2 separate regions of the Mus musculus genome follow, and region 2 is linked to region 1. A link is a loop called in an ENCODE intact Hi-C map of the cell type or tissue named here. Cell type or tissue: heart. All regions are shown on one strand. Links, peaks and the distances in the headings refer to the core of each region. The heading gives the core; the rest is flanking DNA.

Region 1 (8,342 bases), core at 215-8,214:
ACTAGAGTAAGAAATACGTTTCTCCAGCTTTCACATTATCTTTAGTGACATTTCATCTACAGTAAGAAGTTCTGATTAGTTCGAGAGAAAAGTCTCCTCTCTTCTTTAAATACGTACATACTTATCAGAGAATGTTGCCACATAGTGATGGGGTAGGTGGTTTTATAAAGGGAAAAGAGTCTTGGAAGTGGAATGCTGAGTCCTGATCTCAGTAGACCTTAAATAGAGAATGTCTTATTATCAGATCACTTCTTTGAATATACTATCCTGGATGGTGATAAATGATTTTATACCTTAAAATGGAAATGTCTTATGTTTTGGGCAATGTAAACTGTTTAGATCCTGGATAAGTATTATTCATTTTTAACCTCATCCAATAAGGAATATCAATCAGGATACCCTGAGCCAAGACTAAACTCACAATTGTCATTGGAATGTTATATATTTTTGATCTTCACTAAAACATCCTTGATGTTGAGTCAGGTAACAGCTTCCCTCCTTTTAAGAACCAAGAAAAGTGTGTGTGTTGGGGGGATCTCAGCCCCTGTTTCCTAGATTCTGAAAAACAAATGATCTCCTATGATAGTACTAAATTTAATAAAATAATCTTAAAAGAATGTTAAAGAGGGATTTCAGGAAGGCTGGGATTGTCTAGATTAGGTTGCCCTGTGGGCTGTCTAAGAGGGAACTGTTATCCTTGTTAATTGGTGTGGGAAAACCCAGGTTCCTGTGGGCAGCCCTGTTTCATAGGCAGTGTTTCTGAATTATATAAAAAGAGAAATCTAGTTGAGAAAATTTACTAGAGAAAACTAGTGAATATGGATGCATTTATTTTTCACTCTTCTTGACTATAGTTATGATATAATTGGCTTGTACTTGCTTCAAAGTTCTGTTTTGACTTCTAGGCTATCAGAGATCATAATCTGAAATTTTCAGTTGAACCCCTACTCCTTGTTCTGTGTCTGGTGTTTTATCACTACAACATAAATGAAACTAGAACACCAACCTACTGAACCTACTTTGTGGACTTCACATTCCCCTGTTCACTTTTGATTCTTGGTCCTTATTCGTAAATGAACATACTCTCCCTTAGACAAGGTTTCCCTCCCGCACGTCTCAGGAAGGGCTCCCCAGCACAATCACATACTGTTTGACGCCTATTTAATTTCCTCAAAACTGTGTTTGACTGTAGCAGACTTTATTAAAGTTTTTAGAAGATCTAATAATTTATGTTTAAGTGGAGACTCCATATTCCCAAAAGCATAAAGTTACTGTAGCCCAAATGCAATGAGCAAGACGGGCAGCAATTCAATACTAGAGTCAGAGGTTTAGATCTAAAAATCTAGCTTTTTTGTTTGTTTGTTTGTTTGTTTTGTTTTGTTTATGCTATGAATCTTTGTGTAGCCTTGAGAAAGGTACTTCTTACTCTGGCCTTGACTTCCTTATAAGTAAAATACTAATAGGATATTATTGAGGATGAATTCATATAATTCATATAAATTTCATGTAATTGTCTAACATGAGTGGTCAGTAAAAGTTGCTAATTAATTGAAATCATTTTAAGAGACTCGGATCATTTCCAAATCCCAGCAAATATAACATGACTATGTCTCTTCCTATTTTTATTCTCCTACCACATTCTTCTGCAATATTTCTATCTTGATTATATATAGTTTTATTTAATATAGAACAGTGCCCCTATTGCTTTTTGTGGTAGCAGCTATATATGAACCATTTGCCTTTGGAGTTATTATTATTCAATTCCAAGCAGTTTACCAAGACATTTTCCTAAAGTAGAACATATTCCTCTCTAACGGAAACTCTGAAGATAATTGACTATATATTCAAATATCTATGCATAGAATTGTGCTTAGGATGAGGTGCATGCTAATGTCTGTAATTTTTCTTTTATTTTGATGTGCCTTGAACAGTGGTTTGCTAACGCGCCATCACAATTTAATTGTGAGAGGTTGACTTTTGAGCAAGGTCACTCACCGAGTGCAAATCAGTGTTTTCTCTAGGTTCCATTTCCCAAAAGGCCAGCACCTGCTGCTGTGGCTGGCCAGTGACCTAGGAGATCTCATTTACTCAGAATAATCAATCCAATGAGTCCTCAACAACGGATATCCCCTTTCAAAAGTGAAGATAGTGAGTGGGGCTTAGAGAGGCTTAGATATGCTCGTCAGACACTGTAAAAGCCAGGATCTGACATGCCATCTTTGCCATTTATTTATTTATTTATTTAGCAACGATATGCTATGTTAGGTTTCACCTCAAAATAGTCAGATAATCTGAAGATTCAGAAGAAACACAATTAGAGTGATTTATTCCCAAACACTCTATTTTAGGCTGGCTGCAGTTTGAAGAAAAATTCCCTAAAGGAATCTTGTAGGTTCCCATGAGCGTGCCAGCAGTTTAGCTCTGTGCACCAAATGCAGAGTTAACAGGCATTTGCCCCTAGCATTTAGCCTTCCTGTTGATTCATAAGATGCAAATGAAATGTAAATGTTAAAACCATGTGGGAAAAAGGATTTTCGGAGGAAAAATATAAGAGATCTATCCTACAATACTGTAAAAGCGAGGAGAACAAGACAGGGAGGCGCTGGGGGGAAAATCACAGCTGAAGACAGAGTTTAATAATTTCAAGCACGAAAGGAAAGGGATTCAAAGATCCGTGTCTGTGTTTGTCTGTGCGCTTGCGCATTCGTGTGTGTGTGTGTGTGTGTGTGTGTGTGTGTGTGTCTGTACGAAGCTTCTGCCTGCACACTTAGACACCCCCCATATCCACTTGCAAGTAGCTGGTGGTTCCCAATCTTTTGAAGACAAAGTCCCGTGAGGCTAGTTAGCATTCCCTGCTGGAGACTGGCTTCACACAGGGGGTGACCCTGTGATGCACCAAAGACTATTTCATGCCCTTGCGAGGTGGTTCAGGGACCAGGATTTTATTATGCTGAGGGCATTAAGAGTTGTGATCCTGCAATCTTGAGTTAGAGCCACTTACGGTCCCAACAGCTCCACCCTGGTGTTTTAGAGGAAAATATTCCTTTATGCTTTCTGCATGAACTGAAAGCGACACGGCTTCCCGATGCTACGCCTAGGAGGTGGTTCAAGCTTTTGAAATTGCCTGAGAAGCCCCGTCCATCTGCTGGATGCCTGGCTTTCTGGAAAGGACCAGGAGGCGTAGGTTTTTAATCTGAGTAACTCTGGATTTTGTTTTGTAACTTCAAATCGTCACCTAATTAAAAGTAAACGTGACTTTTTTTTTCTTTAAAGAACGTTTTGAAAATCAGTGTGGCGACGTGTGTTATGGTCTAGAGTCCTAATTCTCACCGGGAAGGAGATGGGGGCGAAGGGGGAGCACAAAAATCTCTTCTGCTTTTCGGTACTGGATAGTTGATTAAATGATTTGCTTTGATAAAGTGTACGCCAGCCAGGACTAGGGGAACAGAAGAACGGCGAATTCGAGAAGGAGTAACCTTCTCTTCAAAGTGGGGGAAATTACTCTCAACCACCAGTAGCTGTTTCCGTGAGCCTCCGGGTGGAGAATCTCCATCTTTTCCACCTCCTCAGTCCTAGTCCAAGAGGACCCAAGGTGAGCTCTTCGCCCCAACAACTCTACAGAAGGTGAAGGCGGTACCCTCGTCGAGAAGAAAAATCCCTAAGGAGTGAGCCAGTGGACTGGGCTTCGGAGTGCAAGAAGACAGCTATGTGGCCAGGCTGGGAGGACAGCAAAAGATCTCAGATCCTATGTCTTTGGGGCGCTGAGAATCCCCTGGTAAGAGCCAGACACTGGCGAATCCAGCCCGTCACGCCCCCTACTCTCGATCCCGCTCTTCATTGGCCAGCGTGTCCTGTGGGAGGCGGAGTCGATGTCAGCCCCGCCCACCAGAGCGCGGGGGCTGGGGCATCAGGCTCTTCTCCCACCAGGGGCCGCCAGCTCTGCTCAGTCTCCGACTTGGTCCTGCAGCGCCTCTAGGCTGCGGATCGGCGCTCCAACCACCTGCTCCGCGCTGCCGCCGAGGAAGCTGGGCGGGAGAGAGGAGCGGGAGGAGCAGGAGGAGCGGGAGGAGCGGGAGGAGGAGACAGGCAGCTTACACACGCCTTCCCGTCCTCCACTCAGAGCAGCCGGAGCCCGCGGCCGCCGCCACTGCTCCAGCTGCCGCCGCTACAGCCTCTGCCTCGGCTGCCACCTGAGGAGACCCACCGTCGGGACCCCGCGGCGCTGCCCCGCCGACCCTTCTCTGCTCCCGGTGATCCGTGCACGGTGCAACTCTCATCACTCTTCTTATCCTCTCCTTTGCAAGAAGAGAAACTACTAGAAGACAGCATCCAAAAAGAAACCGCGTCTACCTTGACTGACTACTGAAGCGTCTCCTGGAATAAGAGGGTCGCCCGTCCTGGGAGTAGCTGCCAGAGACACTGAGGAAGGGTGTGGAGGGGGGGAGGGAGGAGTTGCGGGTTCCGCGTGGAGGAAAGTTGCGTGTGGCACAGACCCGACGGCGCAGCGCCACAGTCCCCGGGGGACCGTGTGTCTTGGAAAAAAGTCGCTGTCCCCCTAAGGCGAGACCCACAAGCGAGCGGGCCCCGTGGGCCCGGGGACGACGCCCCCTCCTGCGGCGTGGACTTTGTCGGTGGCCTTCTAGGAGGAGGAATATGGCATCTAAGGTGTCCCCTTCTTGCCGTCTGGTTTTCTGCCTCTTGATCTCCGCCGCGGTCCTCAGACCAGGTAAGCTTTTGGCCTCTGAACAGCCCCACTGTAGTGGTTGTTGCGGACCGGGGGCGGTTCCCCGGGAGGCCTGGGGCTGTGCGCTCTAGCGTGTGCTTAGCAAAGTATGGGAGCCATAAAGGCGCGCGGGGGACACAGATCTGTCCCTGGGAACAGTCACCTGTGTCACACGTTTTAGGCTTGACTGGTCTGCTCAGGTTTGGGCAGCGAGATTGAAAACTAAGCACATCTCCAGGAACTTTGGGTGAGGCTTAGCTTGAGGGTGCAGGACCCCCCCCCCCCCGGCAAGATCTGCTGAACTCTCTCCCCCGCACCGTCCCTCCAGTCTCTTGGTATCAAAGTACAATTCACTGCACTCAGAGCAGTTTCCTTTCGCTGGGCTTTGAGGTGAAATAACTGCTGGCACTTTGTCACGATAAATCCCCTAAGTAACTTCCTCTTGGTCATAATGTGAAGACCTGGGAGGAATGGCAGGGGATAAGGAGGGTTTTGACTATCTTTTTTTTTTTAATAATAATAATACTGAAATAGAAGCTGCATTGTCTAGTGGGTAGCTAGTGTAGGGTTGATGGCAGCCGAGTCACGCAGCGTGGACTGGGTTAGCAGTCAGGTTTGCGAGCCTTAAAGCGAGGGATTTCTTGGTTTCCACACCCAGTGGTAGCGCCTCAGTTCTCACTTCTACAGAGAGTCCTCAAAGAAAAACGACAAAATTCCCACCAACCAGAATATCTTGTGGGGAACCCCTTTTCTCACCCCCAGGGGACATCCCTGGCCCGTGGTCCGCCAGCTGGCCTGCTGGCTGCCATTCCTTGGTCCTGCCCAGCCCGCTATGCGCTCCCAGTCATTCATTCAAGCGGCAGGCACTTTTCCCTGCGGAGCCTGAGGATCTAATCCTTTGAAGTTTTGATTTCCCACTGTGTCCTGGATAGTTGGGGGTTAAACTACTCCTTGTTATTCTGGTTTCTGCCTGTTTTTTCTTCTCTCTCTTTTTAAGTTTTACATTTAGGAGGGGTTAAAACAGGTCTCACTTTCTTTTCCCATCTTTTATTTCTGTACACCCCTTCAGTTGTTGGCGAGTTGAAGCCACAGAGGAGTATTCAAACGCTCGGAATCCTTCCAGGGAAGAGGAGAGAGTAAGGGCAACAGGAGCCTGGGATCCCCAGGGCTTGGGAGCCGCCGCTTTGTGTTGTTGGGGAGAGGGGTGGGTGTCAGAGTGGGAGAAGGTTGATTCTCCATATCTCTATATCAAAGTTACATTTCTGGGTGAGGTAATCAACTCACTGTTTCTGAGGCTGGGAAAAAAATATCAGTGACCAATCTCAGGCTCTGGGGGCGGGGACCCTAAAGCCCGAGTAGAGCTGGATTTTAAGGCAGGTGGGGCAGGGCGAAAACACTCGGGATGTGAGCACCAGGCACCTCTACTCTTGCACAGTGTATGTAGTCTCACTTTTTCTGGAAACCCAGTATAGGATGGGGGAAGGGCACTTTAGAACCCATGGGAAGAGGGCCAGTTTGTGAAATGTGGGAATCCACACGCCCATCTCCGGTGTTGGCTTTAACCCTCTCACACCTGCCTCTGAGGTTGTCATCTACACTTCCACCCCCGGACTGCAGCACATAGCTGTTACCCTTTTCATGCGGTTGCGCTGGAATTTATTTTCAGTTGGCCCCGTCGAAAAACAGGTTTTGCTTCACTCGGAACTGCCAAGAGGGGAGAGGTTCCGCTTTCAGACCTGATGGCGGTTCTTTCAGCACCCCGCAGGCTCTGGTCCAAGCCACCAGCTGGGCGCTTTCCTGCAGGAGCGCGCCTGCTGCTGCAGGGTCTCGCAAGTCACAAACCCTCACATTCGCTTCTCCCCGGAATGATTGCGCTGATGTTGTGCAAACTTCTCCGTGGAATGTCAGTGTGCTTTTAAAGGAAAAGATTGTAGTTCTAAAGGCACGGTGACTGAAGACTCAGCGAATCCTAGGCTGGAAGTGCGCCTCCTGCAGTGCCCTCTCCTCTGCAGAGCAGAGCTTTGGGAGTGAAGGATTACCCAGCTCTATCCATTGGGGCCCATTTCCAGGCTGCCTCCCTTCGTTCCTAGAGCAGTTTTAACAGTCTGTCTCAGTTGCCAGAGGACAGAAGCCGCTCCTCCAGGTCTTTTGACTTGTCGCCCCCACAGCAGTCATTCATGGTTTGGGGCCTCTTGTATAACCTGTTTTGAAAGGAAAGGGAGTCAAGACTTCAACAAAAATCTGAGTATGATAAAGGCAATGAAGTGTGTGCTTAGCATCCTAGGTGGCAAAAATCTCATTCTTCTCGTTGAAAGAGCGTCAGCCTGTGGTGACATTTTGTACTGCTTTAAAGAAAGCTTTCCTTGGTTATTTGCAAGGAGGAGTGGCATGGTTGGTTAACTGCTTCTTTCCCTGAGCCCTCTAAGCACTGCCCTCCCTGAGAACCCCCCCCCCCCATTTCTCAGAATACAAGGTTCACCCTGAGACTTAAGGATACATAATGCTATTCTCAGTGGAGTACTATGTTTCTCAACTCATCTCTACAGGGCTGGGGAAAAGGCAGTCACTCAAATCAAGACCTTTCAGGTTACTCATCCAAGATTATTAAAGTTTATTAATTCCCAACTACAGACCGCTTCATGGCCGCTCTAGGTTGTTGTTGTTGGTGGCTTGATTGATTTGATCTGAGAGCAGTTTATAACATAATGGAGAACTGTTTGCAGCAAATGGCTTTTCTAGGCTTGGCTCAGGACCTGGGTCTACATTCAGGCACTGGAACAAGACAAGAAACCTTTTGGGGCTTCAGCTTTCTTTAAAAAAAAAGAAAGAAAGAAAGAAAGAAAACAAAAATAAGGGGGGACTGGTGAATCTCTTCCTTGAGATTCCCTCCAATTCAGACACTGCTTCTAGTATTAAGGTAAAAATATTTGCCCTGGCAGATTCAATTTTCAAACATTTGTTTCTTATGCTCGCCTTCTGGGCAAAATTCCTTTGAGTTGTATTGCTAGAAAGGTCTCAGTGTGTGTCTCAATTGATAACTTTCCGTACTTTGACTTTTATAAGAGAATTCATGTCAATGTGTTGGGCTTATTTTTCCAGCTCCAATAAGAGCAATATATATAATGTGACAGAAGGAAATTAGTCTTCCATTCATCTAGGAGTGGGAAAGGTTTTAGATCTTAGAAAACCTAGTAGTGTAGCCATGGGCCTCACTGTTTACAGCATGTGTAATTCTAGCATTAGGGATAAATGCTGGCTGTTGCTCCAATGCTCTTGGAACAAAGCTTGCTCTACTCACCCTAACGATGATACTCATATGATACAGGGATTGGAACACACCACCATCGTTCATGTCATTTTTTTAAATAGCTATAGAAATCCAAACTTATTTTGCATTGCTAATGTTTCCAACATTTCTGACATTTTAGGAGATCCAAGCTCACTGTTTTCGTGATGGCAATTCCTGTGTGAAGGCACATTTATTGTCAGCTTGTTAAGAAGTAGGCAGTGAAGCGGAACCGACTCAGTAGTCTTAAGTGCTCTTTATGTGGAAGCTGGTATTCCAGAGTTCCATGCTTACCTGTGCCGTCTAAGACGGCTGTGACCTTGAGAGCTAGTG
Region 2 (8,342 bases), core at 167-8,166, 140 kb after region 1:
CTGCTATAAACTGATATTACAAAGTATTGACACGTCATATAGACCTGCTCCCATCCTGTTATTAATATGGTAAGGAAGAGCATCAGCTCGGTTTAAGTATCAAAATCAAACAACTAAGCACAAAGGTAGTTCTCAATAACGAACATCTTTCTACCTAACCTCTACACCAGCAATTTGTTCACGTAAGTGTGACATTTCAGTGAAACTGTAATTTAGTTCTTACATCACATGCTCTGAGCCCATTATAATTCAGCTTAACCCTTTCATGGCACCAAAGAGAGCTACAAAGCTTAGTGAGTGCTTCTAAGGACAAAGATGCTATTAAAATAGCAGAGCAATAAACAATAATTATACATACTAAATTACAGCATGCAGAAGTATACTGGGTCTGCGTCTCATTCTGTCTTCTCTACTATTCTGTTTCTGCTTGGAATGTGAGAGAGGAGTCTGAAGTCCATCAATAATATAAAGAGAATCATTACTCTGACCTTTAGAATTCATTTATATAGAAAAGTCATTTGCCACCAATGTGATAAAAATCATTACATTGATAGTTAGTTTTGATGGAAGTCAAAAGTATTCACCTAACTTACAATTTAGTATTTCCCTTTTGATATCTGCTTTAAATTATTTGCTTCAGAAATATACAATTATAATTAGTGGGCACTTTATACTCAGGTTTTGGTTTTGTTTGTTTGTTTTTGAGCTGCTATGTATCAGAATTATCTTGTCAAGAAGTTTTTTAAAAAACTTTGTTTATTACATTTTACTTACTTTCCAGTTCTATTGTTTTGGTTTTGATGATTGTTTGTTTGTTTGTTTGTATGTTTTTCAGATAATAGCACCTTTAAAAAAGTGTTTTGATTATACCCTGCTTCTCAGGCATAAAAAAAATTATGTTATTTTATGTCAGGACATTTTGCAAGCTATTGTGTTCATCAAAGTTTCTTGAATTGGCACATTTCATACAGTTCTAATCCAGTGAAACTGCATGTATATGCAAGACATGGGCTGAGTATACAAGCACATAATGGGTTAGAAATGGGATTGCTGTTGTTACAATGCTTATCCAGCGTGCACGAGAGCCTGAGTTAAGAAGAAACTGGGTACCATGGCTCATATGAGTGTTTGTAGTATCAGCACCAGGAAGGTAGGAATAGATGTATCTCTTGTGCTTCCTGACCATACCTGTTTAGTTTTAGTCCCCTGTGAGATAGTGGCATCGTAAAATGATCAGTGGCACCTGAAGAAAGACACTTGAAATTGTCCTTTATCCTTCAGATATACACATCCATTCGCACAGAGATACAACTGCAGGCACAAATAACATATACACACACGTGGATATGGATGCTCATATACATATTGTGCACATCCACAGTCTACTATGTTATGTTGTAAGTTCAGCATCTTAATGAAATATCTGACAGACAGTTTGTATTTTTAATAGTGCCAAATAATCTGTAGAGCACAAAATTCAATAATTTAGTTAATGACTATTACAGGAAGGAAACTGCGGGAGAATTCTAGTAAGCCAAACTCAATTTTCAGATCTGGTAGTTTAAAGATAAAAGGCTTTTTCTTCTATGAAAGGTGCAAACAGAATCACTCAGGGTGATGGGTTTTTCCCTGTCTTGCTGCCCCTTCTGGACATCTCTAGGCGTTAGGACGCTAATTCATTATCAAATCACCACGGTCTCTATAGTTACTGTATCTCTAGGAGGTTAAACACCTTAGCTCTCCCGCCGAGGCACACCCTGCATCTTTCACACAGATGAAACAGGAAGTCATACGACCTTAGTAGAAGCAAGTTGATGGCTGTAGCCAACTAGAAAATTGATCCCAACATAAGCATTATTATGGCTCATCACATGATCCAATGTACTTATCCTTTTCTGAGTCTGTGGAACAGAGATTCTGTCTCTGACTGTTTGTCTTTCTCTGTTGTCCCTGATTCTGTCATGTGTCTTATTTCCTTTGAATTTCTTCTTTCATTAGAGTCCTGCCCTAGCTGAATTCAATTTGGCATTGTCACTATAAGATGTGACCCCTGAGTTGTCAAAACAGTTGAAGTGTCAACACTTTGCTTTGTGGTCTCACGAGATGCATCATCTGTAAATCAGAGAGCAGAAATAGTTCTTAAACTTGCGGGAGATGGAAGAGAGGCTTCCATGAACTACCATGAAATGTATTTGTTTTCATGTTTTGGTTTTTTTTTCTCCTCAAGACAATAGATAACAACAACAACAACAACAACAACAAAAAATCCATGTTCTCAGCCCATGCAAAATATAATGCTTTTAGAATATGGTGAAGCAATAAGAATACCTCAAAGTTCCATTGCTATAAGTTATTTCTAATTTCCAAATATATTAGATAAGTAAAATGAAAAGGATGTCACCACATTCAAATGATAAACCATTTTACTAAATTTCTTTTTTTTTCCATTTTTTATTAGGTATTTAGCTCATTTACATTTCCAATGCTATTTACTAAATTTCTTAAGTATCAGAATATGGAGTTTAAAAATGCTTGTTGTTTTCTCTGCCACTATTGTGCTCTGATCATGGTAATAATACAAGATATACTTCAGATTCATGCAACTTTAAAATCTGACATAAAATCTGGCATATGTATAGAACATTAATCTTCCATGAGGGTAGAAGAGAAGAATAGTATCTGGGAAGATCAGTGATCAACATTTTGGGAAAGGCCTTTGCTTGCTTACCTTATGAAGGATGGACATCAAGGGATCCTGAGCTCTCTGCAAACTGCATTGCTTGGTCTACCTTGGAATCAGCACCAATTGTCAAAAGAAGGTGTTCTATAAAAACGTGAGCCAATTATCAGGGTGCAACCTGTCACAGATGAAGGTGAAATGCCAATCCACCATCACATGCAAGTGCTTTACTGTAAAAGGTGAGATCACACGTCACCTGTGGCTTTGTTGATCTTCATTATCAATGCTTAGCCACAAATTAAAATACATGCTAAAATTACCACATGCAGGAACCTGATAGAGAAAACCAGAGCTGTGTCCTATTAGAACAGCCTATTCAAGGTTAATATGCCTGTTAGGGATCACACATATAAAAGTCCAGTATTTGGGAGTCAAAGGTGTTGGAAGACACCAAGAGACCAAGGCTCACTGAATCAACTAAGCAGGGGTCACATGGGCCCATGGAGATGAAGCAGCAGGTACGGGGCCTGTGTGAGTTTGCACCAGGTCCTCTGCATGCGTGTTATGGGTGTTTGCTTGGTGGTTTTTTGTGGGACCTCTAACAGTGGAAGCCGGCATACGTCTTTTGCATGCTGTTTGGACTCTTCTGCTCCTATTGACCTGCCTTGTTCAGCCTTGAGATGAGGGCGCTCATCTTGTCTTATTGTATCTTATTTTGTCCAGTTTGGCTGTCGTTTTGGAGGTTTGTTCTTTTCTGAAAAAGAAAAGGAAGGAGAGTGGATCTGGGGGAGGTTGGGGAGGTAGGAGGAATGGAGGGATGGGTAACTGTAATTGGGATGTATTGTATGAAAGAAAAATCTATTTTCAATTTTTTTAAAAAATTATAAAATAGCAAAGAAAGTCCAGTATTAGAGTTGGTGTGCTCATTTGCCTGTATGCCTGAAGCCCTGGGTTTAATCCTCAGCATTGCAAAATATATGAAATAAAAACTAGAGTAAAATACTATTTATTCTTTTATGATCCTCTGATATCCGATGGTTTAATGTCAAAGGGAGTAATAATCTGAGCATGAGGAAAACAAAATTATGGGAAAGTTTTAAGGTTATTTTAACAGATCCTGGGTATACGGTGAACAATTGTATGTATTTTTTCATTTTCAAATACAAAATGGAAATACAGTCTCGTTGCTTCTGCATACTATCCTGTATCTTTACAGTGGTAAAAAGTTCTTGAACAGTTTGTGCTACCCAGTGGCTCCTTCTATTCTTGTTCACAGAGACGTATTTAGAGAGGAAGTAGCCTCTTGAGCATTTGAATTTTAGAATAGGAATTGTGTCACCTCCCTTCCTTAATAACATTAGTGATTTCTATCCCGGTGTAAAGCTCTTATGTATACCGTACAGTGAATGGGTAACCGGGAAAGGTACCGTCTATTCACCCACGGGTGCTCCAGTTCAGAAAGTCCCAAGATGGTTTTATTTATTGTGTGTTGCGGGCTGCCTTAGCTTTGCCCTTGAGCACCACCTGCTGGACGAAATAACCTCTGCTTATGCTTTCCCCCTGCAGATTAGAATAGCCCCTTCATGCTCTCTACCACCTAGGGTATTCCTTACTGGATATCCACCCACGAGCTTCGTAAACCTTAAAGAGCTCTGTAAACCTGAGAAGTTGAGGTGTCTGAGATGTTTCCTTGCTACTATTGGCAATGCAAGTATCAAAGTAGATTTTTTTTTCTTTTTAGTGAGCACATATGAGTTTTGCGTATTTAGAGAGTAGGATGTGATGTGTGTCTACAGGTATACATGCTATGATCTGATGGAATCAGGATAAAGGGCAGTTCTGTTGCTTCATATGGATTCATATTTGTAAGCGGCTCTCATCCAGTTCCTTGTAAAGCATATGGCACACCGCTGGGCTCCTCAGGACTGGATGTTACCCCTCTTATCGGTTGCTTGTTTGTTTTGATCTGTTTATTTTAATCATCCTTCTACCCATCCCTCTTCCTCTTTCTAGGTTATGTAATTACTAATGCATTTTCACACTGACCTTGAAGGAAGACCGTAAAGAGTTTGTTTTTTTCTGTCCGTAAAGTCTTAAAGTTTTTCAAAACTCCAGGATTATAAATAGATACAAAAAATATTTTACGTTCCTAGTCAAAATTATTCTTTTCACATTGTAATTTTTTATTACTTAGCTCATTAAAGGATGAAATGACCCGTTTCTTTTTTTGTGTACCAGACTAACAAACAACATTTTAAATTAGATTGATGCCCTAATGCAGCAGCTAACCACTTTGTGAATAATTCCTTGTGAGAACAGAATTTTTGTACTATAATTTTAGCATATTAATGTTTTATGAAAAGTTAAAATTTAGTAGGAATTTTGTCTATAAAATCAGCTACTTGAGCCAGGCGTGGTGGCACACGCCTTTAATCCCAGCACTCAGGAGGCAGAGGCAGGCAGATTTCTGAGTTCAAGGCCAGCCTGGTCTACAAAGTGAGTTCCAGGGCAGCCAGGGCTACACAGAGAAACCCTGTCTCAAAAAAACAGAAGAAAAAAGAAAAAAAATCAGCTACTTGAATACTAGCATTTCTCCATCTAGATAAAGTTGAAATTTGTTCTAACTTGAGCTATTTTTTTTTAAATCTTGTCACTTAATATTAATTTTCTAAGAGGTAAATTTGATAATCCGTTCCATGAAAATGTATTTCAAGCTATTTTGAGATCTTTGAACATGTTATTTCTGGCACAGCTTCATGTTTCTGTGAAATATATTCCTAGTAAGTACAGTGAAGAACATAATCAGCTTGTAAATTCTCCTGTATTCCTCTGCTATCGCTTCAGGACAATATTCAACATCTCTTTCCCCTTTTGCCCAAAGGCCTTGGATGGTACACTGTCAACTCAGCATATGGAGACACCATTGTCATGCCTTGCCGTCTCGATGTACCTCAGAACCTCATGTTTGGCAAATGGAAATATGTAAGTGTGAGCCTTCTGGGGCTTGGTGAATTGCCTCCAGCTTTTAAAATTCTCTCTCTCTCTTCTCTCTCTCTCTCTCTCTCTCTCTCTCTCTCTCTCTCTCTCTCTCTCTGAGAGTATGTAACACTGACATAATAGTAATATATTTATCTGTGCATACTTATATAGAAAAATGTAATATGTTGAATATGTCAATAAAATTCATGCTTATATAACTAATGCTATTTTAAATGCATCTAATAATTCAACAGTTATAGAAGGATCTGCTTTGTCTGAACCATCTGTCCGTAAGTGTTAGAGGCACAGGGAAAGGCAAAGTTCTGGAATCCTATCAAGAGAGTGTAGAGCACAGTTCTACAGAGATCATTTTCTCTTCACTAGTTTCTGAGTGATGCAGTTACTGCAAAGGCTAGATAGATCTAGCTATCTAGAGAGGCTGGGGAACTTGGATTTCCATGGGAGTTGTCAATCAGCCTTGTCTCTGTTGGGGGTCTTCTCTATGTTGATATTACAGAACAATTGTACATTTAACTGCTGATTTTAGCCATTGCTTACACTTAAGTCGATGGTAGTATGTCAGGTAAAACAATGCAAATAGTTCTGGAAATGGAGAGTAGAGATCCCAGCAAGTGGATGTAGGAGTTGACTTATCAAAGATTAACGCCTCTGTTGAACACTGATCAACAAAAGGTGTCTTTGTGGTACAGTTTCCCAAGGCAAGGCCACAAAAGACTTGCACCAGTGAGCAAGGTTCAAGTACATAGATACTTCCTGGAATACAATAGCATATTTCCCTAGTCCCTGAATACTTGCAGACATTTGCATAAGGAGAACATTGTTGGTTGCCAGATGATTTATTAACTGTTTATTTACGACAACATTTCTCAAAGTAGTAGTTATGTTTAAATGCATTGTGAATTGTGTGAGACCTTAGTTATATTAACTTGTTAGGTTTATTTAACCACAAACTTTTTATGTAAAATATCTCCTATAAAAAATACGTTATACTAAATACACTTTAGCAAAAGTGCCTAAGCTTGCACTCAAGGGATAAACAGGCATGGCTATTTCTAATGTCAGCTCTGAAATTAGACCAATGGAGTCTCAAGTCTTCCATCGACAGGTGAAATAAGCCTATTTTCTTACTATGAAAATGAGATATCTCCCTCACAGTGTTGTTGTGAGGGTTAAGTGATTAATTCATAGCAATATACTTAGCAGTAGCAGTACTTGACTTAAGAAGTACAGACTTAAGAAATCAGCTACTACAACTGTGAGGTTCATCTCCCCAGTCACACTGTGCACATGTGTCAAAAAAAAGAAAGAAATTAGAAAAGTAGGTGATACATCACACTTGTCTTTAGTACGTACTTGTTATCGGGTCACTTGAGGTCATTCTGAACTCTTGTTCTCTGTAAATGCAGAGGATTGCTCTTGAGGAAAGAGTCTATTTGAAACCCTCAAGTTCCAAGTCTTGGAGTCTACCATGTAATGTACTCATGGAACAAACTGACCACCAAAATTAATGGAATCAACTGAAAGAATAATAAACTCGTGTGATAATAACACATCTTAAGAAAAACGTAGGGGGGCAGATTCCACACCAGCTGAATTGACACAATAGTGCTGGAAGCCAATCAATAAGGGCTATTTTCAAATTGTTAGCTAAGCAAAAAAGCTCCAGGAATAAATTAATGAGATGCATTTGAGTGACTCTCAAGTCAGTGTTGATTTGCAGAAACACTGTGCATGCTCTAATTTAATGTAATCAGCTGGAAGAAGAGCAGAAGGTTTGGAAAAATTGAAAGTGAGCATACATAAAGAGAAGAAAGCTAGATTCCCCCATCTCTGTAGACTCCCCATGGGTGGAGGCAAGAGTTGTCACCCCCTCCTAAGTCTACCCTTCTTCATAAGCGCCTGCCACAGTGACTGATACAGAAGAGAAATCTCACCATGCTCAGGATTACTCAAGTGTACTCTAAAGGTACCCATGTTGCTCTCGAATCACTGCACTTTACTGGTGGGGACCTTCGGAAGTCATCCTCCAAAATGCTACCTTCATTGGATAATCTACAAGTGACACTAATACTGTAAATCTAATTTACAAGTTTGTTATGAAAGTTATACCCACTAATCACTTCACAAATAACCCAGAAAAAGCACCTGCCATGTGATTAAGTACTAAAACATTAATGATTATTATCTATTGCAAAGAGAATGAGTATGGAAACCTAAGGTATTCTGATACCATATATCCATATCCGACAGTAAAGAAATAACTTAAGTCAAGGATTTGTACTGTAAAATTGGGATAAGACTAAAAATTTAAGACAAATAGTCTTGATATATTTATATATGTGCATACATACATAAGAAACAAAACATTTTGAATTCCTAAATAAGCTTTGCAATCACAACTAATAGTTACTCAAAAACGAAACCAATCAAACTAATAAGCTCCTATGGAATCTTAATATTTGCTTAGATCTTAACCATGTTCCTTCATATGTTAGGTTCTCAAAACCCTTGTTAGGTAAATAATGGGGGATAGTTGGTCCCTATATTTTTTCCCTTGGGAGTTAAACTTTATTTGCCCTCTATTCAAAATGAAACTTTTACTGAAACTGGTTACAACTTGGTTCCTTTTTTTTTCTTTTTTAATATTTTTTATTAGGTATTT

What was found. Hi-C counts contacts between places; a loop is a spot of excess contacts. Peaks named below come from ENCODE experiments on the same cell type or tissue, not always from the same donor. Only the 100,000 strongest peaks of a DNase experiment are listed, where the experiment ranks them.
Region 2: it touches region 1 in a loop (5-fold over the local background); 17 of 42 quality-filtered maps call a loop at or near these places.

The regions. Positions count from the first base shown.
Region 1 is chr16:52,448,777-52,457,118 of GRCm38, reverse strand. It overlaps Alcam (activated leukocyte cell adhesion molecule), which reads left to right and starts at 4,038. Exons shown (of 16, transcript NM_009655.3): 1 at 4,038-4,726. The coding sequence starts at 4,654. In heart, for the core only: CTCF peaks have their summits at 3,957 (motif pointing right) and 6,727; DNase peaks (open chromatin) are centred at 3,948 and 6,488; H3K4me3 peaks cover 5,808 bases; H3K27ac peaks cover 4,954 bases.
Region 2 is chr16:52,307,132-52,315,473 of GRCm38, reverse strand. It overlaps Alcam (activated leukocyte cell adhesion molecule), which reads left to right. Exons shown (of 16, transcript NM_009655.3): 2 at 5,562-5,662. Among named protein-coding and RNA genes, the nearest start is that of Gm32597, 20 kb to the left of the region's middle. In heart, for the core only: a CTCF peak has its summit at 4,212 (motif pointing left); no DNase peak of the experiment used is centred there; H3K4me3 peaks cover 242 bases.